Regions from separate parts of the Homo sapiens genome. Here regions 2 and 3 are each linked to region 1. The links are chromatin loops, found by intact Hi-C in ENCODE. Cell type or tissue: dorsolateral prefrontal cortex. All regions are shown on one strand.

What was found. Hi-C counts contacts between places; a loop is a spot of excess contacts. Peaks named below come from ENCODE experiments on the same cell type or tissue, not always from the same donor. Only the 100,000 strongest peaks of a DNase experiment are listed, where the experiment ranks them.
Region 2: a loop joins it to region 1, with 11 times the contacts of the local background. A loop is called at or near these places in 74 of 110 quality-filtered maps.
Region 3: a loop joins it to region 1, with 11 times the contacts of the local background. A loop is called at or near these places in 55 of 110 quality-filtered maps.

What each region holds. Positions count from the first base shown.
Region 1 is chr17:27,875,609-27,883,608 of GRCh38, reverse strand. It overlaps LYRM9 (LYR motif containing 9), which reads left to right. Exons shown (of 4, transcript NM_001076680.3): 2 at 897-1,040; 3 at 3,243-3,335; 4 at 4,119-5,251. The coding sequence starts at 915. The coding sequence ends at 4,136. Among named protein-coding and RNA genes, the nearest start is that of LYRM9, 14 kb to the left of the region's middle. RefSeq lists an enhancer at 954-1,644. In dorsolateral prefrontal cortex, CTCF peaks have their summits at 3,203 and 3,405 (motif pointing right); a DNase peak (open chromatin) is centred at 3,418; H3K27ac peaks cover 5,017 bases.
Region 2 is chr17:27,756,660-27,764,659 of GRCh38, reverse strand. NOS2 (nitric oxide synthase 2) reads left to right here. Exons shown (of 27, transcript NM_000625.4): 21 at 516-679; 22 at 1,655-1,862; 23 at 3,429-3,516; 24 at 3,916-4,037; 25 at 4,482-4,630; 26 at 5,585-5,779; 27 at 7,307-7,894. The coding sequence ends at 7,414. Among named protein-coding and RNA genes, the nearest start is that of NOS2, 40 kb to the left of the region's middle. In dorsolateral prefrontal cortex, CTCF peaks have their summits at 4,249 (motif pointing left), 4,448 (motif pointing left) and 7,736 (motif pointing right); DNase peaks (open chromatin) are centred at 4,449 and 7,719.
Region 3 is chr17:27,650,862-27,658,861 of GRCh38, reverse strand. It overlaps the pseudogene NOS2P1. Among named protein-coding and RNA genes, the nearest start is that of LGALS9, 24 kb to the right of the region's middle. In dorsolateral prefrontal cortex, CTCF peaks have their summits at 3,776 (motif pointing left), 3,976 (motif pointing left), 7,037 and 7,240 (motif pointing right); DNase peaks (open chromatin) are centred at 3,981 and 7,241; H3K27ac peaks cover 866 bases.

The DNA.
Region 1 (8,000 bases):
GTACTATCTTGGCTCACTGCCATTTCCACTTCTGGGGTTTAAGTGATCCTCCTGCCTCAGCCTCCCAAGTAGCTGGGATTACAGGCATGCACCACTAAGCCTGGCTAATTTTTGTATTTTTAGTAGAGACGGGGTTTCACCGTGTTGGCCATGCTGGTCTCAAACTCCTGACCTTAAGTGATCTGCCCTACTTAAAGGCGTGAGCCACTACGCCCAGCCCATTGTGATTTTTATGATAACTCATAGTGAAATGAAATCACGTGCCCACGCTGTGGTGACTCTGTCCAGCAACTTCTCTGCAGAGCCCCCTAGATTCATGCTTCTCAGACTTTAAAATGTGCCTGCAAATCTCCTGGCATCCTTGTTAAAATGCAGGTTTGATCTGGTGGGTCTTTGGGGTGGGGCCCAAGACTACATTTGTGATGAGCTCCCGATGCTGTGGGTTTTGCTGGTTCAGGAGCACACTTTGAATTTCAAGGCTCAGGCCTGTAGGCATTCTCCCCTCTGTGGCTTGGTGCCCTCGCCAGACCATGGCTGATGTCAGAGCTGGTTTCCTAGTGATTGCCCCTCAGGGTCTTCCTGCTTTTCTACCCTACCCTGCCGGTGAGGGACACCTACTCATGCACCACTTGAAGTTGAGTTCCAGAAAGAAGACGCCAGGGATGAGGCTGTAAGTCTCCCTCCACACTCACCTTTGGTCTTGTGGGCCTGCTCTGGGCTAGAGCTTCTGTTGAACTGAATGCCCACCCCACCCCAAGGTGCAGGCTCCATGGGATGGGACAGGAGGGGCCTCTGCACTGCACCAAGCTTGCTTCCCAGAGTACTGGGAACTGGGGGTCAGGGCTGAGTACTGAACTTGGCTTGATGCCCTGGAAGTGATCCTGCTTGTTTTCCAGGGACAGAGGGTCTCACGGATGGCCCCGCTGCCAGGAGCAGAACTGGTTCGGAGGCCACTGCAGCTCTACCGATACTTGCTGCGCTGTTGCCAGCAGCTGCCGACCAAGGGCATCCAGCAGCATTACAAGCATGCTGTCAGGCAGGTGCGAGCTGGCTCTACCAGGTCTGGGGGCTGCCTCTAATGGCAGGCTTAGGGGCGCAGGTCAGAGGCCAAGGCCAGGGCACAGAGCTAGTCTCTGAGATGGTGGTGAGGTGGCAGTGTGGGAAGAGCCACAGGAAACCAGTGCTGGGCAGCCCAGCTCCTCTCTGTCCAGGAAACAGAGGGTGCCTCACCCAGCACACCAGCTGTGCTAGGGCATGCATGAGGCAGCTAAGTGGGTAATTAAAATAGACTGTGGGACACGACATCATTTAGGCAGGCATCCCTGCCAACAGTGCACAACTTGAATTTAATCCTGAGAAAACATCAGGTAAAACCAAATCGAGAGGCCATCTACCACATAACTAATAGGCCTGTACTCATCAAAAATGTCAGTGTCGTGAAACACAACGCTGACATTTTTGATGTTCTGGATTAGAGAACTCAAGAGATATGGTGACTAAATGTAATGTATGATCCTAGACCAGAAAAAAAATGCTGTAAAGAATATTATTGGGAACCAGGCATGGTGGCTCATGTCTGTAATCCCAGCATTTTGGGAAGCTAAGGCAGGCAGATTGAGCTCAGGAGTTCAAGACCAACCTGGGCAACATAGAAAGACCTTGTCTCTACAGAAAAATCAAACAATGAGGTGGGAGGATTGCTTGAGCCCGGAGGTCGAGGCTGCAATGAGCTGTGATTGTGCCACTGCATTCTCACCTGGGTGACAGAGTGAGACCCTGCCTCAAAAAAAAAAAATGAATATTACTGGGGCAGTGCATGAAATTGGAATATGGGCTATGGATTATAGAGTTGTATCAATGTTGAGTCTTCTGAATTTGATTACTGTGGTTATGTCAGAGAATGCCCTTGTCATTAGGAACTACACATGGGAATGTTTAGGGGTAAGGATAGCGTGTCTGCAACTTACTCTTAAATGCTTCTGAAAAAATTTATACATACTTATATAAAGAGAATGATAAAGCGAGTGTAGCAAAATGTTAACAGTCAGTGATTCTGGTAGGAAATTCTTTGTATTATTATCACAACTTTCTGTAAGTGAGAAATCATTTCCAAATAGAAAGTTAGCTAAAATTCATACACATATAATATGGAAAGTAAAAAAAAAAAAAAATCAGAGGTGGCGGTAGCCACAGAGGGCTGTGGAAACATGGAGAACGAGCAGTTAGCTGTCTGGGGGAGTCAAGGAGGGCATGCCAGAGGTGGATGCTGAGCGGGGGGCGCTCCTAAAGATGAGCAGGAGGATGTGTGGGGCTGGGAGTGACAGGGGAGGGAGGTGCCAGTTCTTTTTTTTTTTTTTTTTTTTTTTTTTTTGAGATGGAGTTTCACTCTTGTTGCCCAGGCTGGAGTGCAATGGCTTAATCTCAGCTCACCACAACCTCTGCCTCCTGGGTTCAAGCGATTCTCCTCCCTTAGCCTCCCGAGTAGCTGGGATTACAGGCATGTGCCACCACGCCCGACTAACTTTGTATTTTTAGTAGAGATGGGGTTTATCATGTTGGTCAGGCTGGTCTCCAGCTCCCGACCTGAGGTGATCTGCCCGCCTCGGCCTCCCAAAGTGCTGTGATTACAGGCATGAGCCACCATGCCTGGTGCCAGTTCTTTTTGAAAAGCAAAACCTGAATCTTAGGTTGCTTCTCAAGGATGAATATCTGGTCAAAAGCAAACAGTATCCCATGCTCTGCACTGGGCCTGGGTGGATTTCCTGAGGCCACTCTATCTACTACCTCCCCTCCCTTCCCTGTGTAGCTCTCCTAGCACTGGGCCGAGAGAAGTCCTACTTCTTCCTCCCTGCTGTAAAGCCTATGCAGAGATCTCACCCTGGGGAAAGCAGCGTCTTCTGAGGAAGAGAGATGGAAGTTTCCCCTTGGACTCTACTGCCTGATAGCCTTTGGGCCTAGCTTGATTTGGCAGTAACTTGGGGGCCAGTCTTTTTGCACCTACCTTGGTGGCAGGAGTACATGCTTTGCAGTCACATAGACTAGGATTCAAATGCTATTGTTCAGCAGCAAGTGAGCCTCTGTTTCCTCATCTCTGTGTGGGATAATCATAACAGTCTATGGAGGATGAAGAGAGCTGCTGGGTATAAAGTGCCCAGCAGTGTCCCTGGCCTGTGATTGGTGCTCTGAAGCTGCCTGTCCTGGGAATTTTGCCTAGTCATCTTTCTTTATGCTTAAACTTGCAGAGTTTTCGGGTTCATTCAGATGAAGACAACCCTGAGAGAATCCAGCAGATTATTAAAAGAGCCATTGAAGATGCTGACTGGATCATGAACAAAGTAGGTGCTTGGCCCCTGGGCTCTGCCTGCGAGCTGGGGTGATGATGGCTGTGATCCCCATGACCACTAGAGGCCACTCCTGCCCCACAGTTGAGAATGGTCCCTGTGGAGGAGGCCACCAGCCAGCTGCTTCCCTCCTCCAGAAGCTGAAAGGTGAAGACAAATCCCTTCTGGTTGCATTTATATTCTGCAAGTGGGGAGGGGCTCTCACTCTTCATCCTTAAAGGCAAATTTCTGCCCAACAGTGCTGATCGAGCTGAGAGGGGGCAGCAGGAAGAAGGAGGGAAAGCTATAGTGCCAGAGCCGGCGGTGGCACTGTGATGCCGCAGAGAGGGAAGCTGTCCTGGCGGGGGACTCCCTGTCTCTGGGGGGTATTCACACTGGGGCAGAATTATGGAGGAAACATTCAGTATGTTTTGGTGGAGGAAGGGAGTGAGTCAGGAATGTAGACTGGCGTCTTGGCCCTTAGATGCTGGTATTAGAAGGACCTAGAGAGTTGGAGTGTGACCATACCTCCCTGTCCTTCTAACTCACTCTCCAGAGTGAGTTATCACTATCCTCCCTCCCCAGCCCTGTCAGCTTCCTTTTTCACTAAAGAAGAAAGGGAGTCCAGGCATGAACTAGAGATTTGGCTGCCCAGTGCCTCCTGCTTGGGTTTCACCACCTCCAAGAAGCCCCTGCAGGAGGCAGGTGAGGTCCAGATGATGGAGGCCTGAGATTTCTCCAGAGTCCTCCTGCCCCTGTTGGCTTCCCTCCTCCACTTCGAATCTCTCTGTCTTGCAGTATAAAAAACAAAACTGAGAGCTCCGAGGGTGAGCCTTCCTGGCCTCTGGAAGTTGAGAGGCCCCTCTTCTGGAGCTCAGCAGCAGCAGCTGGTTTGGAAGAGCCATTGGCCTTGTTGGCTGAAAGCCAGAAATCAGGGGAGAAGCTGACCTTGCTCCAGAGGCTCCTCTTGCCGCGGCCATGTTGCTAGCATCCTTTATGTTTGCACTTCCAGCCACTTACGATGTGAAATTTGGGGAGAATGTAGTATTTTTTTGCTTCTTTTGTGTGTTTTTTATTTTTGTGTTTTTGTTCTTTTACTTTTCTCTGAAAGTGATTCATTTATTCTGGAGATCTCTTTATCATTCTCTGAGTCCCAGAGCAGATGTCCCCTCAGGTAGCAACCTGTACAGAAGAAAGCACGTGGGTTTTAGAACCAGACAGATCTGGATTTGAATCCCAGATGCAATAAGATGAAGGTGAAGTGCCTCACACAGGATGTGGCACATGACAGTGCCTGAAGGGCTCCCTTCAAGGAAGCCGTCCTGCCCCGCCCCCTCCTCTGCTCCTGCAGCGCCCTGCACAGCTCTGCTCCCCGCATGCACCGCATCGGGTCTCAGTTTTTTGTTTGCGAGCTTGCCCTGTCCCTGCTTGTAGCCCCTGAGCCCTCACAGTTGTCACACACCCAGCAGTCTGCCAAGGAGCTGCTTTTCCTGACTACTGTCTCTCCATGCCTAGGGAAGTCAAAGCCCTGGGCCTTGCCTTCAGGGAGTTGACAGTGTCCTTGAAGTGGTGAAGTGCCCACCACATGAACCAAGGAGAGACGCCAAAGCAGCTGCCATGGACTCTGGCCTGTCCAAGCCTCTGTGCACCTGCAGTCTCTTTCCACTGGCACTTCCCTGCTTTGCTACCATCGTGGAAGAATGGAAGGGAGGGGGAGAAGGTGGGTGGGCTCAGGGAGAACGGCCAGAGTGGCCAGAAGATGCAGAGAGAAGCCCCACTGGGATCTGAGTATTCCCCAAGGGCACTCAGCCACAGGGATGAACTAGTGTTTGTTTGTATCCTTGCAGTTATGTGACTTAAAGTGACTCAGAGATATCTATGTATGCGAGTGTACTCCGCTGGCAATGAAGTAAATATATCAATTTGTGGAAGCTCGTGTGTCTTCTCAACTGATAAACCATACGTTCCCTAAGCATACGTTGTCTCCTTCCTGAGTGTCATCTACTGTTGAGAACCTAGAGTCAAGTCAGACAAAGCTGCCCAGGAGGGGTCATTCTTCAGAGAAGGTGACTGGGATTGGCCCCACTGCTAGACAACAGTTGATGAGGTCAGATCTGCCCCACCAGGGTATGGGCAAGCTGAGGGGTTTCAGGCTAGGGCCAAAGCTGAGCCAGGCCCCTGTCTGCACCCCTGCCGTTGAGCTGGGGGCCCCTCCTCAGGTGGCAGGGCTGTATTGTGATCATAGGAGTGGGGGCAGCTGTATCCCAGATGTTTCCCCAACAGGAGAGAAATGATTGAAGGCTGACAAGGGTTCAGGATAGAGTTAGTGTCGTTTGCTCTTGACCAGCTCCTGGAGTGGTTCTATGACCTTTAGTTCCTAGGTAGGTGCTTGGTCCAGCTGTGCTGACTTGCCACATGTCAGACAGTGGTTGCCTAGCTCCAGCATGTGGCTGGCCTGTGAGGGAGCCAGCAAGGGGTGGGGTGGGTGAACAGTGTGTTGGCTGCTCTCCCCCAGCCCCTGTGCTGCCACAGAGGGTAGTGAGCCCGGTCATGCAGGGGCCCACGGTAGGGGAGGCAGGATGCACACAGCACTGTGCACACAGGGGCACTGTTGAAGCCTGGGAGAGCCTCCCATCCTCAGCAGCAGCCTTGCCTTCCACCCTGCCCTCTGACTTCCACTACTCCAAGCCCTGCGTGGACCATGCGTATGGGTCCTTCATTTCTCCTCTCAATTCTCAAATGCATAGAGTTGAAGGTTTACAGAGTAGCCTCCAAGCAAATGGAAGAAGGAGATGAAGGTCTCACCCAGAGTCAGCCAGTGTGGCCTGCTGGAGGGGGCTCTGGAGATACAGACACCTGAATTTGAATCCCAGTCTGTCACTTAGTGGTGGTGTGATTTGGGGCAGATTTGTTAACCTGTCAGGCTCACTTTTCTCACTGCTACAGGTTGCACATCCCATGGGCTGGTGAGATTACGGCAGTGCACACAGATGGGCTGTCAGCCATGTGGCCTCCATCTCTTGTCTTTGGTTTACCTGGTGATGACACTTCTCTCCTTTTTCTTTTCCTTTTTTTTTTTTTTTTTTTTTGAGATGGAGTTTTACTCTGTTGCCCAGGCTGGAGTGCAGTGGCACAATCTCAGCTCACCGCAACCTCCGCCTGCCGGGTTCAAGTGATTCTCCTGCCTCAGCCTCCTGAGAAGCTGGGATTACAGACACATGCCACCACACCCAGCTGATTTTTGTATTTTTAGTAGAGTCGGGGTTTCACCATGTTGGCCAGGCTGGACTGGAACTCCTGACCTCAAGTGATCTGCCCGCCTTGGCCTCCCAAAGGGCTGGGATTACAGGTGTGAGCCACCGCGCCCAGCTGATGCTTCTCTTTAGGTGGGTCCTTGCGGCTCTCCCTGGTGTCCACTGTACAAGCAAAATGTCAGCAGGAAAGGATTTGACACGTGTTGCCCACACTTAGATACTCCTTTGGACTCACATTGCCTTTCTGGGGTGCATTTGCATTATAAAGTTTCTGGGTTTATCTGTGTAGCAAAAGACAGATGTTAAAACCCTCAAGGGCCTTCTTTGCAAGACCCTGCATATCTGAGGCTGACTCCTGGGGCAGTGCTAGCCTTGAGTCCTACACCAGCACATGCTTCCTGGGGCAGAGCCTGTCCCGCCCTACGCAGTTCCATTTCTCGCCCCTGTGCCCACCCCATCTTCATTGACCATTTACTGCACAGTCTTCCCTCCACGCAGGAAGGGACTCACAGTCTAAGGGAAAGACAGACGTGGGTTGCCTGGAGGTTGAGCAACTGTGGCTCGTAGGATGTGATCATAACATAGATTTATCTTTTTCTCTCACAATTCCTTTGTATTTTTTTTTTCTGGAGGTTCCTGTTCTCCCTGTCCCTGGATGAAAACTGAGACAAAGCCTCAAAAATTTCTGGCTGGACTTAAATTTTAAAAACCCAAAGCTATGGCTACTTTGAAGTCACAAAACAGTTTCAATGCATGAAGTGAAATGTCCAGTCTCAGGAAAATAAAATTTCAAAACTTGAATTAAGGTTCAGGCATCTCCCTTTTTCCAGTTGGGATCTGCTGCAGAGAGGAAACCTCTGTCAGAGAAGGGGACAGAGGCATCTTTGCTAGCTTGGGGGAGGGGCATTTCAGGCCAAGGAGCACCACTTGTTCAGGGACTCGCATGCTGCTTGGTGTGGTTGAGACATCATGGTGGGTGGAGAAAATAGGGGTGGAGGTGGAGGGGATGAGGCTTGAATACACCACGGGAACCAAATCGTGCAGAGCCCTGCAGGCCTTGCTAAGGAGTTTGGACCTTCTCCAAAGGGGCGATTTTGTAATCAACTCTTTATGTAGTTGTCTCCTCCACCAAAGAGTGAAGCCGTTGAAGCCAGGAACCAGGTATTAGTCGTTGCAGAACCCTCCAGGCCAGTTGTGTGTCTGCTGCCCAGGCTGTGAGCTCTTAAGTGCTGGCTGAATGGAAAGAATGATGATCGCAGGCAAACTGTGATGTCTGTCTTTCATTTGTTTGTTTCTCACTGCTTTCTAGTAATGAGAAAGGCTGGGAGATGGTGAGTATTTCTTGGCTAAGTCTTACCGCCGATGGTTGGGAGCTGCTTTGGAGGAGGGAACACTTGCCCTCACTGCACAGTTGGCAGGCACTTCC
Region 2 (8,000 bases), 120 kb after region 1:
AGTGGGGAGCCAGGGTTTGAACCCGTGTCTTCTGGCACCAGGGTCTGTGCTGTGACTGCCCTGCATGCTGCTCCCTGGGACTTCCCTTTGGGCTCATCTGCTCACCCAGCACATCTTGGTACAGCACCCAGGGGACTGCAGTCATGGGCTTCTCTCTAAGTGAACAACTGGCCTGTGAGGTATCCATTAGTCTTTGGTGGATTTAGTCATTGTGAGTCTGTAGATCACCAGTGAGTGTCTTGCTAAAGTTCAGGTCTGGGCCAGAGAAGGACGTGGTTAGTTTATCAGGACCACGCCAACTTACTGCCCCTTTGGGGGCTGGTGATCAGCCTTCCCTGGCAGTCCTTTCTCCATGCGCCACCTTCTTCCTGCCTTTTGCTCTTAGAGCCAGGTCTTTAGAGCCTCCTTTCCCCTGCAGCTGGAGAATAGAGGGTGTCTGCCTGGGGGCCTCGCTACCTGCTGAGAATCCTGAATGGGGCCTCTTTTCCATCCTGACACCTTCCTTCCCCATCCAGGCAGCTACTGGGTCAGTGACAAGAGGCTGCCCCCCTGCTCACTCAGCCAGGCCCTCACCTACTTCCTGGACATCACCACACCCCCAACCCAGCTGCTGCTCCAAAAGCTGGCCCAGGTGGCCACAGAAGAGCCTGAGAGACAGAGGCTGGAGGCCCTGTGCCAGGTGAAGATCAGGGCTGGTGGGCAGTGGGGGTATGTGGGGGGTCCCAGCATGTGGGGAGCCAGAGTCCAGAGCTGGTTTTAACTTTCAAGAGGGATCCACACCAGGTTCCCAAAGTGAGACTTGTCAAAGGCTGGTGGGAAGCCAGGCATCGTCCGCTGGCCCATGTCTAGGACACAGTTGTGTTGAGTGAACTGAATTTTTCCAAGTGTCTGCAGGATGCAACCAGAGTGCACTGCCTTGAACATTAGCTAGAAAGGGGAGCCGCCCTTATCCGTCTTTGCTTTCCCCAAAACTGGAATAAACTTGTCACTTAAGATGTATTGGGGGATGGATGATGTGGATGAATGGATAAATGGGCATAATGGGCAGAGTGACAGATGGAGAGCTGAATTAATAAGTTAATGAGAGAATGCGTTAACTCACCTGCAACTGTCTGGTTCCAAGTCTTTGCAAAAGGCACTGGTTGTCATTATTATCATCATCATTATAGCTAATTATCTCAATTTAAGCTACCTCCACCGCCATTATTTTGTGGCTGCAATGTACTAACTTGGCACATGCTTTCTCATTTAATTCCCATAACATCCCCACAAGACAGGCAATACTGTCCTTGTTTCACAAAGGGTAATTGGGACAAGATTCCACAGCTAGTGAGGACACCCAGCCAAGATTTGAACCCAGGTCTGATTGGTTCCAAAGCCTTGCCCCAAATAAATTACAATAAAGATTTGACCCCTGCCCATGAGTTGCCGACAGTGGAGGTAACACAAGTTAGATAAATGTACTGGACTGAGTTCCTCCAGGACAGGCACTTATTTTGTCTCAAGTTTGGTCGTCTCAGCACCATGGACAGTGCCTGGCACATGGACTTGTTTGTTGAGTGAGTGAATGAATGAATGAATACTGGGTTGTGACAGTCTTTTCCCCAAAGCGGGACAGGCGCCCTGAGTCACTGACATCACCCTTGGCTTTTAGCCCTCAGAGTACAGCAAGTGGAAGTTCACCAACAGCCCCACATTCCTGGAGGTGCTAGAGGAGTTCCCGTCCCTGCGGGTGTCTGCTGGCTTCCTGCTTTCCCAGCTCCCCATTCTGAAGCCCAGGTTCTACTCCATCAGCTCCTCCCGGGATCACACGCCCACAGAGATCCACCTGACTGTGGCCGTGGTCACCTACCACACCCGAGGTGAGCCAGGGGCAGAGGCTCTGGAACAGCCCCGCTCCGCCCATTATTGGACATCTGTTCATCAACTCAGATTCAGCTCCCTCATCAGTTCAAGGAGGGAGGGAACACCCACAGCCCAGAGTTGTTAACAGTATTAGGAGGTGTGTGGGAGAGATCTCTAGGAACCAGGCACTAAACCAAGCCTTCTGTATGTATATGATCAGTTACATTGTGGGGTAGGCACTGTGTGCATTTTACAGGTGGCACAGAAAGTCACACTGTTAGTAAGTGGAGAGCTGAGATTCAGACCTGGATAGTCTAACTGCTGAGTCCAAGTCCTCCACCACTCCACTGTCCCACTACTCTTGGGACAATTTAATGAGATCAGATGTGAAGAGCACTCAACCCTTGGTAGGAGGCCAGTGGTTCTTAGTCTTCCCAATCATGCAGCCTGAACGCAGGGGAGATTCTGCATTGATTATTCATTCACTCACTCAGCTATTCAGTGGGTGCCTGGCACTGGGGTGGGTATGGAAATACAACAGAGATCAGCCCTGCCCTCAGGGAGCATCTAGAGGCGGCAGTGGAGAGATAGGCATAGAAATAATTAGATGATTTTCATTGTGCTGAAGCCAAGAAGGAAAGGTCAGGGTCACTGAGGGAAGCAGAGCAGGGGGTGACGCTGCCATAGAGCGGGAGGCCAACATCTCGTCCAGGTGGTCTCGGCTCCACCACTGGCCGCTGCCCCCTGCCCTGCCCTCTGTAACTGAGCATTGCCTGGGTTGGCAAAGCTGGGAGCTGCCCACACTTCCGAGCCCTCTGTCCTCAAGAAGCAAAAACACAGTTTCTAAAACCTTGGCAGAGACTCTATTTGCCCTGCTAGAGAACAGCCACCCAGACCAGGAGAGGAGAGGCAGACGTGTCCTGTGAGATCAAAGTTTAATCCCGAGGAAAACCAGGGGGACCTCTGCAGTTGGTTGGAGGCCTTCCTCAAGTGCTGGGCCATTGTAAAGGGAACACAACCCAGAGAGACCTCCTGGGTTTCTACAAGCCCAGGAGGGCCCACTGAGGAGGAAAGCAAGGTGCCAGAGCAGGCTGAAATGCGCGGAACTCATCCACCACCCAGGGTTGCTACCAGCAAGGGCCACGCTCATGAGCACGCACAGCAGTAGCCACCCTGAGGGGCCACTTCATGCTGCTGTCAGTGGAGCTCAGTGGTGAGCTGGGAGTGTTCCCGGAGAAAGTCTTTGGAAGGAGCACTGGAGTAGGAGTCAGGGAAGCTGAGCTGTCCACCTGATTCCACCACGACCTGAGTGACCTTTTTCAAGTCACTTTTCCTCTCCCCGTCTCAGTTTCTGCTTGGGCAGAAGGAGCAACTTGCAGCCTCTCTAAGTCCCTTTCAACGTTCCTCAGCTCCGCGCTTACAGAGGGTGGATCTCAGAACCAGGAGGACAAACAGCTGCTCATTGAGTCCTGAGAGTGCCTGAGTGGGGGCGTCCAAGGAGGGCCGTGGTGTGGGCGGAGCAGCTGGTACAGTTTGCGCATGGGCAGTGGGGGGACGTTGGTCACTTTGTGGTATCGTTGCAGATGGCCAGGGTCCCCTGCACCACGGCGTCTGCAGCACATGGCTCAACAGCCTGAAGCCCCAAGACCCAGTGCCCTGCTTTGTGCGGAAGTAAGCACCCCTTCCACTCTGTCCCCTGTGGGGCCGCCGACCCCTGGGAGTTCCGGGAGGAAAGGGAGGGATCTGGGGTTTAGGAGACGCTCGGAGCCCCTTGGCCCATAAAGAAGGCACTGGGGTCACACTGGTGTGGCTGCCTGTAGCAGGGACAGCGATGACAGGTGGGTCTCAAGAGTCCAGTGAGCTTGGCCCTTTTACAGAAGGACCTGGGGGAGGTGCTGGTGCCTGGACAGAAGTGAAGCAGCCTGCAGGACGTGGGAAATCAAATAGGAGCTTCTTGTCCTCTCCACCCCCTCACGACCGCCTCCCACAGGCCCAGCTCCCCAGCCATCCTGTGTGTGCGTGGGCCTGGGGTGTCTGAGGACTGGCCCCCTCTTCTCCTGTCCTCTTCAGTGCCAGCGGCTTCCACCTCCCCGAGGATCCCTCCCATCCTTGCATCCTCATCGGGCCTGGCACAGGCATCGCGCCCTTCCGCAGTTTCTGGCAGCAACGGCTCCATGACTCCCAGCACAAGGGTAAGGCTGGAGGCTTCCCAGGTGGGAGGGGCACCAGGGGGCCAGCGCCTGCCTAGGAGCAGAACTGCAGCCCCACAAACGGTTCCTGACCTCTCTCGAGGGAAGGCCTCCCAAGTTTGCTTCCCTGTGCGGGCCTCTGCGGGTTAGAATGGCTGCCTTTCCGTCTCCCGCATAGTAGCCAGGGCTCCCTCTCCTGGGAGTGGAGGTAACAGGAAAGTCCCTGCTTTTGATCTCCGATTGGCTGAGGGAATTCTGCATCCGCACTTTCAGTTCTGTGACTATGGATGAGTGATCTGAATGCGCTGGGCCTCAGTTTCCTCATCTGTAAAGTGGGGATAATGCTATTAAATAGCTAGTGGGAGTGAAGTGAGAATTCCAGTTGGGCTTGGAGCCCTGGCGCCCTCTGGTGGCCAACATGGTAACAACAGCCCGGGACTCCTGCAGGAGTGCGGGGAGGCCGCATGACCTTGGTGTTTGGGTGCCGCCGCCCAGATGAGGACCACATCTACCAGGAGGAGATGCTGGAGATGGCCCAGAAGGGGGTGCTGCATGCGGTGCACACAGCCTATTCCCGCCTGCCTGGCAAGCCCAAGGTAAATGCAGCCTCAAAGCAGGTGAAGCATTACACACACAAGCTCCACTGTGAGCCCTGGGTCCCCACAGGCCCCTCGCCTCCCCGAGCCTTCACCTCCTGAGCTCGAAAATGCTGGTAATTCACAACCATCAGAGTGATGCTGTGAAGAGCATTACACCCTCTCATACAGCAGAAGCGACAGACCTGGAGAGGTTCAGGACTAACCTAGGTCACACGCGGGTTAACCCCAGAGCCCAGCCTGCTGAAGGTCCCCAGCAGGCCCCCTGGGACACGCGACTGCCCGGGGAGAGGTGGTCCAGGCTGGCTACGCTCAAGCCTTGCAAGGCTGGAGGGCGGCCGATGCTTCCACCACGGCCATCAGAGGGGCTCTTCTGTCCCCAGGGCCGCGTTACCCCCTGAGCCTGGGGTGTCAGAATAGACTCTCGGCCTTCACACATTTGTCCCATCAGGGCACCTCTTGGGCCCAGTGCTCTGTGCCCAGTGCTGGGGCCACTGGGCATCCTGTGTGGAGCAGGAGCAGAGAGTCCCTGACTGACTCCTGGACCTTGTATCTGGGGAGCCCGGGATCCATACCCTGCAGAGACCTAATGGGTAGACTGCATTGAGAGGCTCCCTTTTCTGGGGTGTAGGCAGAGCCCTGGGCAGGGGGACTGCCTTCATTGATGCCTTTTTGAAGCATGGCAAATTCAGAGACAGTCTGGGATCCCCACTGGATGGTCAGCCCCTCGAGGGCAGGACTGTGTCCAGCATTTATCTCTCTAATCCCAGCCGAGCCCCAGGGGCATCCATGCACCTCATCCTGAGCCTGGCCCCTTGCAAGGTCCTGGCTGGAAGGGGACTCACTCCTCACCCCTTAGTGCCCCTCTCCCCGCCTCCTTGAGGCCAGCAGGCCTGCCTGCAAGCCTTGTCCTGAGCAGCTGAGGACTGAACCCACTGTTTCCTCTGGTTTCAGGTCTATGTTCAGGACATCCTGCGGCAGCAGCTGGCCAGCGAGGTGCTCCGTGTGCTCCACAAGGAGCCAGGCCACCTCTATGTTTGCGGGGATGTGCGCATGGCCCGGGACGTGGCCCACACCCTGAAGCAGCTGGTGGCTGCCAAGCTGAAATTGAATGAGGAGCAGGTCGAGGACTATTTCTTTCAGCTCAAGGTATAGTAGTGGGTGTGTGGGCTGAAGGTGCCGGCCAAGGGCACAGGCCGTTGGAGCCAGGACCAGGGGTGGCAGGTAGACCCAGGGGAATCAGGCCCAGAAAGGTTCTGGACCCCAAGAGAATCTTAGCAGTGGCTGAGATCTGAGCTGGGTGGGCTGTCAGATGGCCTTACTGCACATCCTGGACCAGTTGGCAGCTTTGAGAAGTCGGGTGAATGTGTTCCATTTTTCCATCTGTAGAATGGGGGCAGGAGAGTCTCCCTGGCCTCTCCCCAAACCCCCCTTTCAGAAAGTATCTGTGTGGCCAAAGCAAGGCTGTGAACACAGGGGAGAGCAAGGCTGCCCCCCGTCAGCCTCGTGTGAACCTCACACTTCTTATTTACACCCAGGCTGGTGTCTGCTCACCCTCATCCCCCCAGCAGGAAGGGCTTGCATTTTATTGATGAAGATAATAGTGATATTTATCAAGGGCTTACACTGGGCATACTGCTTGCCAAGGATTCTCATGTGACATTTCATTCAGTCCTGCCGAGGACTTTATGAGGGAGGCACCCCCTTTTACAGAGGGAAGGGGGCCTACGGGGACCACAGCAGTAAATGTGAGAGCCTAGAGTTCAGTCTGCCTCTCTCTGGTTCCAAAGCCTGTGATTGTCACTTCCATACTCTCCCTAAGACACATTCATACGTTCAACTGAACATTTATTGAGCACCTACTATGTGCTAGGGATAGAGCAGTAAATGAATCAGGCAAAAATTCTTTACATTCTACTGGGGCTGACAAACCCAGACAAGAAAGAGGTGTAGTGCTTCAGAGAAAAACAGCAGGAAACAGCCCAGGGAACGCTGGGGAGTGTAATTTTAAATAGGGTGGCCAGGGAAGGCAGAGCTGGAAGGTGGCATCTGAGAATAAACCTGAGATGGTGAGGAGGAGCCCTGTGGATACTGAAGGAAACACTCTGGGCTGTTCTGGAGGGGCAGCAGGTACAAAGGCCCCGGGGGTGGGAGTTAAGCTGGCGTGTTTGAAGAACAGTGAGGAGATAACAGGCATTTCCCCAAATGTGTTCAGTGGGTCGGTAGACAGTTGGCATCAAAAAGATTCCAAGGTCGAATAGCCTGGGACATGCTTAGTTAAGGCAAGGCAAACACGTTGCTTTACTACAAGACTTCTGGGAGCCTTCAGTATGCTGCTGTTCATCAGGACCCTTCAAGGCTGGAAGGAAAGAAAGGACGTAGCATTTCCCAAACATATTTATCTCAGAGCTCACACTTCCTGGAGTATCTTGGGTGGGGGATGAACGCTGGGCAGGAAATGGGTATGCTAAGTAAAGCTTTGGAGATGGTTAGAGGGCCCGCACCAGAGCAGGTGCTGAGCAGGGTTAGGGTCTAAACCAGATTCAAGCACAATCTAAGTATAACAGTTGGGAAGACAGATGGCTCATGAAGGTCCATGTGATAGGGAAGCTGGGCAACCCCAGGGGCTCATCCCAGCCTGGACTTGACACGTTGCTCTCTGTTTTTACCTAAAAGAGCCAGAAGCGCTATCACGAAGATATCTTTGGTGCTGTATTTCCTTACGAGGCGAAGAAGGACAGGGTGGCGGTGCAGCCCAGCAGCCTGGAGATGTCAGCGCTCTGAGGGCCTACAGGAGGGGTTAAAGCTGCCGGCACAGAACTTAAGGATGGAGCCAGCTCTGCATTATCTGAGGTCACAGGGCCTGGGGAGATGGAGGAAAGTGATATCCCCCAGCCTCAAGTCTTATTTCCTCAACGTTGCTCCCCATCAAGCCCTTTACTTGACCTCCTAACAAGTAGCACCCTGGATTGATCGGAGCCTCCTCTCTCAAACTGGGGCCTCCCTGGTCCCTTGGAGACAAAATCTTAAATGCCAGGCCTGGCAAGTGGGTGAAAGATGGAACTTGCTGCTGAGTGCACCACTTCAAGTGACCACCAGGAGGTGCTATCGCACCACTGTGTATTTAACTGCCTTGTGTACAGTTATTTATGCCTCTGTATTTAAAAAACTAACACCCAGTCTGTTCCCCATGGCCACTTGGGTCTTCCCTGTATGATTCCTTGATGGAGATATTTACATGAATTGCATTTTACTTTAATCACACTGTATGCGTGTGTGGGTGTTTTGTAGGGAAAGCTCTTCTCAGAGTGGGGAGCTGGTGGGTGTCACAGCCTGGACAGATCCCCGACAGAGGGACACCCCAGCCAGT
Region 3 (8,000 bases), 220 kb after region 1:
ACTGGGTCAGTGACAAGAGGCTGCCCCCCTGCTCACTCAGCCAGGCCCTCACCTACTTCCTGGACATCACCACACCCCCACCCAGCTGCTGCTCCAAAAGCTGGCCCAGGTGGCCACAGAAAAGCCTGAGAGACGAGGCTGGAGGCCCTGTGCCAGGTGAAGATCAGGGCTGGTGGGCAGTGGGGGTATGTGGGGGGTCCCAGCATGTGGGGAGCCAGAGTCCAGAGCTGGTTTTAACTTTCAAGAGGGATCCACACCAGGTTCCCAAAGTGAGACTTGTCAAAGGCTGGTGGGAAGCCAGGCATCGTCCGCTGGCCCATGTCTAGGACACAGTTGTGTTGAGTGAACTGAATTTTTCCAAGTGTCTGCAGGATGCAACCAGAGTGCACTGCCTTGAACATTAGCTAGAAAGGGGAGCCGCCCTTATCCGTCTTTGCTTTCCCCAAAACTGGAATAAACTTGTCACTTAAGATGTATTGGGGGATGGATGGTGTGGATGAATGGATAAATGGGCATAATGGGCAGAGTGACAGATGGAGAGCTGAATTAATAAGTTAATGAGAGAATGCATTAGCTCACCTGCAACTGTCTGGTTCCAAGTCTGCAAAAGGCACTGGTTGTCATTATTATTGTCATCATTATAGCTAATTATCTCGATTCCAACTACCTCCACCACCATTATTTTGTGGCTGCAATGTACTAACTTGGCACATGCTTTCTCATTTAATTCCCATAACATCCCCACAAGGCAGGCAATACTATCCTTGTTTCACAAAGGTTAAGTAATTGGGATGAGATTCCACAGCTAGTGAGGACACCCAGCCAAGATTTAAACCCAGGTCTGATTGGTTCCAAAGCCTTGCCCCAAATTAAATTGCAACAAAAATTTGACCCCTGCCCACGAGTTGCCGACAGTGGAGGAGGTCACATAAGTTAGATAAATGTACTGGACTGAGTTCCTCCAGGACAGGAACTATTTCTTCTCAAGCTCGGTAGTCTCAGCACCCTGGACAGTGCCTGGCACATGGACTTGTTTGTTGAGTGAGTGAGTGAATGAATGAATGACTACTAGGTTGTGAAAGCCTTTTCCCCCAAAGTGGGGCAGGTGCCCTGAGTCGCTCACATCACCCTCCACTTACTCTCAGAGTACAGCAAGTGGAAGTTCACCAACAGCCTCACGTTCCTGGAGGTGCTGGAGGAGTTTCTGTCCCTGTGGGTGTCTGCTAGCTTCCTGCTCTCCCAGCTCCCCATTCTGAATCCCAGGTTCTACTCCATCAGCTCCTCCTGGGATCACATGCCCATGGAGATCCACCTGACTGTGACCGTGCTCATGTACCACACCCGAGGTGAGCCCAGGGAGGAGGATCTGGAACAGCCGCAGTCTGCCCCTTATTGGGCATCTGTTCATCAACTCAGCCTCAGCTCCCTCATCAGTTCAAGGAGGGAGGGAACACCCACCACCCAGAGTTGTTAACCGTAATAGGAGGCGTGTGGGAGAGATCTGTAGGAACCAGGCACTAAACCAAGCCTTCTGTATGTATATGATCAGTTACATTGTGGGGTAGGCCCTGTGTGCATTTTACAGGTGGCACAGAAAGTCACACTGTTAGTAAGTGGAGAGCAGAGATTCAGACCTGATTAGTCTAACTGCTAAGTCCAAGTCCTCCACCACCCCACTGTTCCACTACTCTTGGGACAATTTAATGAGATCAGACGTGGAGAGCACCCAATGCTTGGTGGGAGGCCAGTGGTTCTTAGTCTTCCTGGTCGTGCAGCCTGAACACAAGGGAGATTCTGCATTGATTGTTCATTCACTTACTCAGCTCATTCAGTGATGGTTTATCTCACACCTCCTCATGCCTGGCACTGGGGTGGGTGTGGAAATACAGCAGACATCAGCCCTGCCCTCAGGGAGCATCTAGAGGCGGCAGTGGAGAGATAGGCATAGAAATAATTAGATTATTCTCATTGTGCTGAAGCCAAGAAGGAAAGGTCAGGGTCACTGAGGGAAGCAAAGTGGGCCGGGGTGGCAGGGGGCGGGGTGATGCTGCCATAGAGCGGGAGGCCAACATCTCGTCCAGGTGGTCTCGGCTCCACCACTGGCCGCTGCCCCCTGCCCTGCCCTCTGTAACTGAGCGTTGCCTGGGTGGGCAAAGCTGGGAGCTGCCCACACTTCTGAGTCCTCTGTCCTCTAGGAAGCACAAACACAGTTTCTAAAAACTGGCCAGAGACTCTGTTTGCCCTGCTAGAGAACAGCCACCCAGACCAGGAGAGGAGAGGCCTACATGTCTTGTGAGAGCAAAATTTAATCCCGAGGAAAACCAGGGGGACCTCTGCAGTTGGTTGGAGGCCTCCTTCAAGTGCTGGGCCATTGTAAGGGGAACAGAACCCAGAGAAACCTCCTGGGTTTCTACAAGCCCGGGAGGGCCCACTGAGGAGGAAAGCAAGGTGCCAGAGCAGGCTGAAATGCGCGGAACTCATCCACCACCCAGGGTTGCTACCAGCAAGGGCCACGCTCATGAGCACGCACAGCAGTAGCCACCCTGAGGGGCCACTTCATGCTGCTGTCAGTGGAGCTCAGTGGTGAGCTGGGAGTGTTCCCGGAGAAAGTCTTTGGAAGGAGCACTGGAGTAGGAGTCAGGGAAGCTGAGCTGTCCACCTGATTCCACCGCGACCTGAGTGACCTTCTCCAAGTCACTTTTCCACTCCGGAACTCAGTTTCTGCTTGGGCAGACGGGACAACCTGCAACCTCTCTAAGTCCCTTTCAACGTTCCTCAGCTCCGCGCTTACAGAGGGTGGATCTCAGAACCAGAACAAACAGCTGCTCATTGAGTCCTGAGAGTGCCTGAGTGGGGGCGTCCAAGGAGGCCGTGGTGTGGGCGGAGCAGCTGGTACAGTTTGCACATGGGCAGTAGGGGACATTGGTCACTTTGTGGTATCGTAGCAGATGGCCAGGGTCCCCTGCACCACGGCGTCTGCAGCACATGGCTCAACAACTGAAGCCTCAAAACCCAGTGCCCTGCTTTGTGCGGAAGTAAGCACCCCTTCCACTCTGTCCCCTGTGGGACCGCCGACCCCTGGGGGTTCCGGGAGGAAAGGGAGGGATCTGGGGTTTAGGTGCCACTCGGGGGCCCCGTGGCCCATAAAGAAGACACTGGGGTCACACTGGTGTGCCTGTCTCTAGCAGGGACAACGATGACAACAGTGCTGGAGGGGCCCAGAGTCCAGTGAGCATGGCCCTTTTTCAGAAGGACCTGGGGGAGGTGCTGGTGCCTGGACAGAAGTGAAGCAGCCTGCAGGACATGGGAAATCAAATAGGAGCTTCTTGTCCTCTCCATCTCCTCACGACCACCCCCCACAGGCCCAGCTCCCCAGCCATCCTGTGTGTGCGTGGGCCTGGGGTGTCTGAGGACTGGCCCCCTCTTCTCCTGTCCTCTTCCGTGTCAGCGGCTTCCACCTCCCCGAGGATCCCTCCCATCCTCGCATCCTTGTCAGGCCTGGCACAGGTATCGCTCCCTTCCACAGTTTCTGGCAGCAGCGGCTCCATGACTCCCAGCGGAAGGGTAAGGCTGGAGGCTTCCCAGGTGGCAGGGGCACCAGGGGCAGCGCCTGCCTAGAATCAGAACCGCAGCCCCACGAACGGTTCCTGGACCTCTCTGGAGGGAAGATCTCCCAAGTTTGCCTCCCTGTGCGGGCCTTTGTGGGTTAGAATGGCCGCCTTCACGTCTCCGGCACCGGAGCCGGGGCTCCCTCTCCTGGTAGTGGGGATAATGGGAAAGTCCTTGCTTTTGAGCTCCGATGGGCTGAGGGAATCCCGCATCTGCATTTTCAGTTGTGTGACTATGGATGAGTGATCTGAATGCCCTGGGCCTCAGTTTCCTCATCTGTAAAGTGGGGATAATGCTATTAACTAGCTAGGATACTTGTGGGAGTTAAGTGAGAATTCCAGTTGGGCTTGGAGCCGTTGCGCCCTCTGGTGGCCAACATGATAACAACAGCCCGGGACTCCCGGCAGTAGTGCTGGAAGGCCGCAGGACCCTGGTCTTCTGGTGCCGCCGCCCAGATGAGGACCGCCACCTACCGGGAGGAGATGCTAGAGATGACCCGGAAGCGGGTGCTGCATGCGGTGCACACGCCTATTCCCTCCTGCCTGGCAAGCTAAGGTAAATGCAGCCTAAAAGCTGGTGAAGCCATTACACACACAGGCTTCAGTATGAGCCCTGGGTCCCCACGGGCCCCTCGCCTCCCTGAGACTTCAGCTCTTGAGCTCTAAAATGCAGGTAGTTCACAACCATCAGAGTGATGCTATGAAGAGCGTTACACCCTCTCATACAGCATAAGCGACAGGCCCGGAGAGGTTCAGGACTAACCTAGGTCACACGCGGGTTAAGCCCAGAGCTTAGCCTGCTGAAGGTCCCCAGCAGGACCCCTGGGACATGCGACTGCCCAGGGAGAGGTGATCCAGGCTGGCTGTGTCAAGCCCAGCAAGACTGGAGGGCGGCCAACGCTTCCACCACGGCCCTCAGACAGGCTCTGCTGCCCCCAGGGCCGCGTTGTCTCCTGAGCCGGAGGTGTCAGAACAGACTCTCGGTCCTCACACATTTGTCCCATCAGGGCACCTCTCGGGTCCAGTGCTCTGTGCCCAGTGCTGGGGCCACTGGGCATCCTGTGTGGAGCAGGAGCAGAGAGTCCCCGACTGACTCCTGGACCTTCTAACTGCGAAGCCCGGGATCCGTACCCTGCAGGGACCTGATGGACAGTCTGCATTGAGAGGCTACCTTTTCCAGAGTATAGACAGAGCCCTGGGCAGGGGGACTGGCTTCACTGATGCTTCTTTGAGGCATGGCAAATTCAGAGACAGTCTGGGATCCCCACTGGATGGTCAGCCCCTCGAGGGCAGGACTGTGTCCAGCATTTATCTCTCTAATCCCAGCCCAGCCCCAGGGGCATCTGTGCGCCTCATCCTAAGCCTGGCCCCATGCAAGGTCCTGGCTGGGAGGGGACTCACTCCTCACCCCTTAGTGCCCTCTCCCCACTTCCCTGAGGACAGCAGGCCTGCCTGCAAGCCTTGTCCCCAGCAGCTGGGGACTGAACCCACCACTTCCTCTGGTTTCAGGTCGATGTTCAGGACATCCTGCAGCAGCAGCTGGCCAGCAAGGTGCTCCGTGTACTCCACGAGGAGCCAGGCCACCTCTATGTTTGCTGGGATATGCGCATGGCCTGGGATGTGGCCCACACCCTGAAGCAGCTGGTGGCTGCCAAGCTGAAATTGAATGAGGAGCAGGTCGAGGACTATTTCTTTCAGCTCAAGGTATAGTAGTGGGTGTGTGGGCTGAAGGTGCCGGCCAAGGGCACAGGCCGTTGGAGCCAGGACCAGGGGTGGCAGGTAGACCCAGGGGAGTCAGGCCCAGAAAAGTTCTGGGCCCCAAGAGAATCTTAGCAGTGGCTGAGATCTGAGCTGGGTGGGCTGTCAGAAGGCCCTACTGCACATCCTGGACCAGTTGGCAGCTTTGAGAAGTCGGGGGAATGTGTTCCATTTTTCCATCTGTAGAATGGGGGCAGGAGAGTCTCCCTGGCCTCTCCCCAAACCCCCCTTTCAGAAAGTATCTGTGTGGCCAAAGCAAGGCTGTGAACACAGGGGAGAGCAAGGCTGCCCCTTGTCAGCCTCGTGTGAACCTCACACTTCTTATTTACACCCAGGCTGGCGTCTGCTCACCCTCATCCCCCCAGCAGGAAGGGCTTGCATTTTATTGATGAAGATAATAGTGATATTTATCAAGGGCTTACACTGGGCATACTACTTGCCAAAGATTCTGCTGTGACATTTTGTTCAGTGCTGCCGAGGATTTTGTGAGGGAGGCACCCCATTTTGCAGAGGGAAGGGGGCCTACGGGGACCACAGCAGTGAATATGAAAGCCTAGAGCTCAGTCTGCCTCTCTGTGGTACCAAAGCCTGTGATTGTCACTTCCATACTCTCCCTAAGACACATTCGTACGTTCAACCAAACATTTTTTGAGCACCTACTATGTGCTAGGGATAGAGCAGTAAATGAATCAGGCAAAAATTCTTTACATTCTACTGGGGCTGACAAACCCAAACAAGGAAGAGCTGTAGTGCTTCAGAGAAAAACAGCAGGAAACAGCCCAGAGAACGCTGGGGAGTGTAATTTTAAATAGGGTGGCCAGGGAAGGCGGAGCTGGAAGGCGGCATCTGAGAATAAACCTGAGATGGTGAGGAGGAGCCCTGTGGATACTGAAGGAAACACTCTGGGCTGTTCTGGAGGGGCAGCAGGTACAAAGGCCCCGGGGGTGGGAGTTAAGCTGGTGTGTTTGAAGAACAGTGAGGAGATAACAGGCATTTCCCCAAATGCGTTGAATGGGTCGGTAGACAGTTGGCATCAAAAAGGTTCCAAGGTCGAATAGCCTGGGACATGCTTAGTTAAGGCAAGGCAAACACGTTGCTTTACTACAAGACTTCTGGAAGCCTTCAGCATGCTGCTGCTCATCAGGACCCTTCAAGGCTGGAAGGAAAGAAAGGATGTGGCATTTCCCAAACATATTTATCTCAGAGCTCACACCTCCTGGAGTATCTTGGGTGGGGGATGAGTGCTGGGCAGGAAATGGGTATGCTAAGTAAAGCTTTGGAGATGGTTAGAGGGCCCGCACCAGAGCAGGTGCTGAGGGCCGTTAGAGTCTAAACCAGATTCAAGCACAATCTTAGTATGACAGTTGGGAAGACAGATGGCTCATGGAGGTCCATGTGATAGGGAAGCTGGGCAACCCCGGGGGCTCATCCCAGCCTGGACTTGACACTTTGGTCTCTGTTTCCACCTAAAAGAGCCAGAAGTGCTATCACGAAGATATCTTTGGTGCTGTATTTCCCTACAAGCAGACAAGGCGGCAGTGCAGCCCAGGAGCCTGGAGATGTCAGCGCTCTGACGGCCCGTAGGAGGGGTTAAAGCTGCCGGCACAGAACTTAACCACGGAGCCAGCTCTGCATTATCCGAGGTCACAGGGCCTGGGGAGATGGAGGAAAGTGATATCCCCCAGCCTCACATCTTATTTTTTCACTTCATTCCCCATCAAGCCCTTTACTTGACCTCCTACCAAGTAGCACCCTGGATTGATCAGAGCCTCCTCTCTCAAGCTGGGGCCTTCCTGGTCCCTTGGAGACGAAATCTTCAACGCCAGGCCTGGCAAGTGGGTGAAAGATGGAACCCGCTGCTGAGTGCACCACTTCAAGTGACCACCAGGAGGTGCTGTCACACCACTGTGTATTTAACTGCCTTGTGTACAGTTATTTATGCCTCTGTATTTAAAAAACTAACACCCAGTCTGTTCCCAACGGCCACTTGGGTCTTCCCTGTATGATTCCTTGATGGAGATATTTACATGAATTGCATTTTACTTTAATCACACTGTATGTGTGTGTGGCGGGGGAGGGGGGTTGGGGGCTGTTTTGTAGGGAATGTGGCCCTCAGTTATACAGAGTGGGGAGCTGGTGGGTGTCGCAGCCTGGACAGATCCCCCACAGAGGGACAACCCAGGCAGGCCATGGCTCCTCTGAAATGGCTGCCAGGTGTGACAGCAGAAGATGGAGCTTCGTTGCTTGTCCAAAGACCTGTGGTAGGGCAGGGGGCACAGGCCTGCCTCCCTCACAAAGGATCTGAAACGGGGTCTGGCGTGGGTGGGATTCTCACATGAGGCCAGCGCTTCTGGGAAGGCCTTGAGCTTCTTCTTAGACACTGTCTTAGCGTTTTGCTCTGGGGCCACCTGTCCCATGTGAGTTTGTCTCATACGGATGTGGTCCCTGGGAAGGCAACATGTCGAGGCAAGTGTGGGCCACAGCATCCTCGTCTGAGGGATTGGGGACCCTCCCGGGTTTGGAGCTGGCCAAGGAAGGCTTCTTAAGAGACTGAGCCCCATTTCCTTCTCCTGGTCAGAACCAAGGAAGGAGCTCAGCAGGGGACGCTGGGGTCCTAGCAACACACGGCTCCCA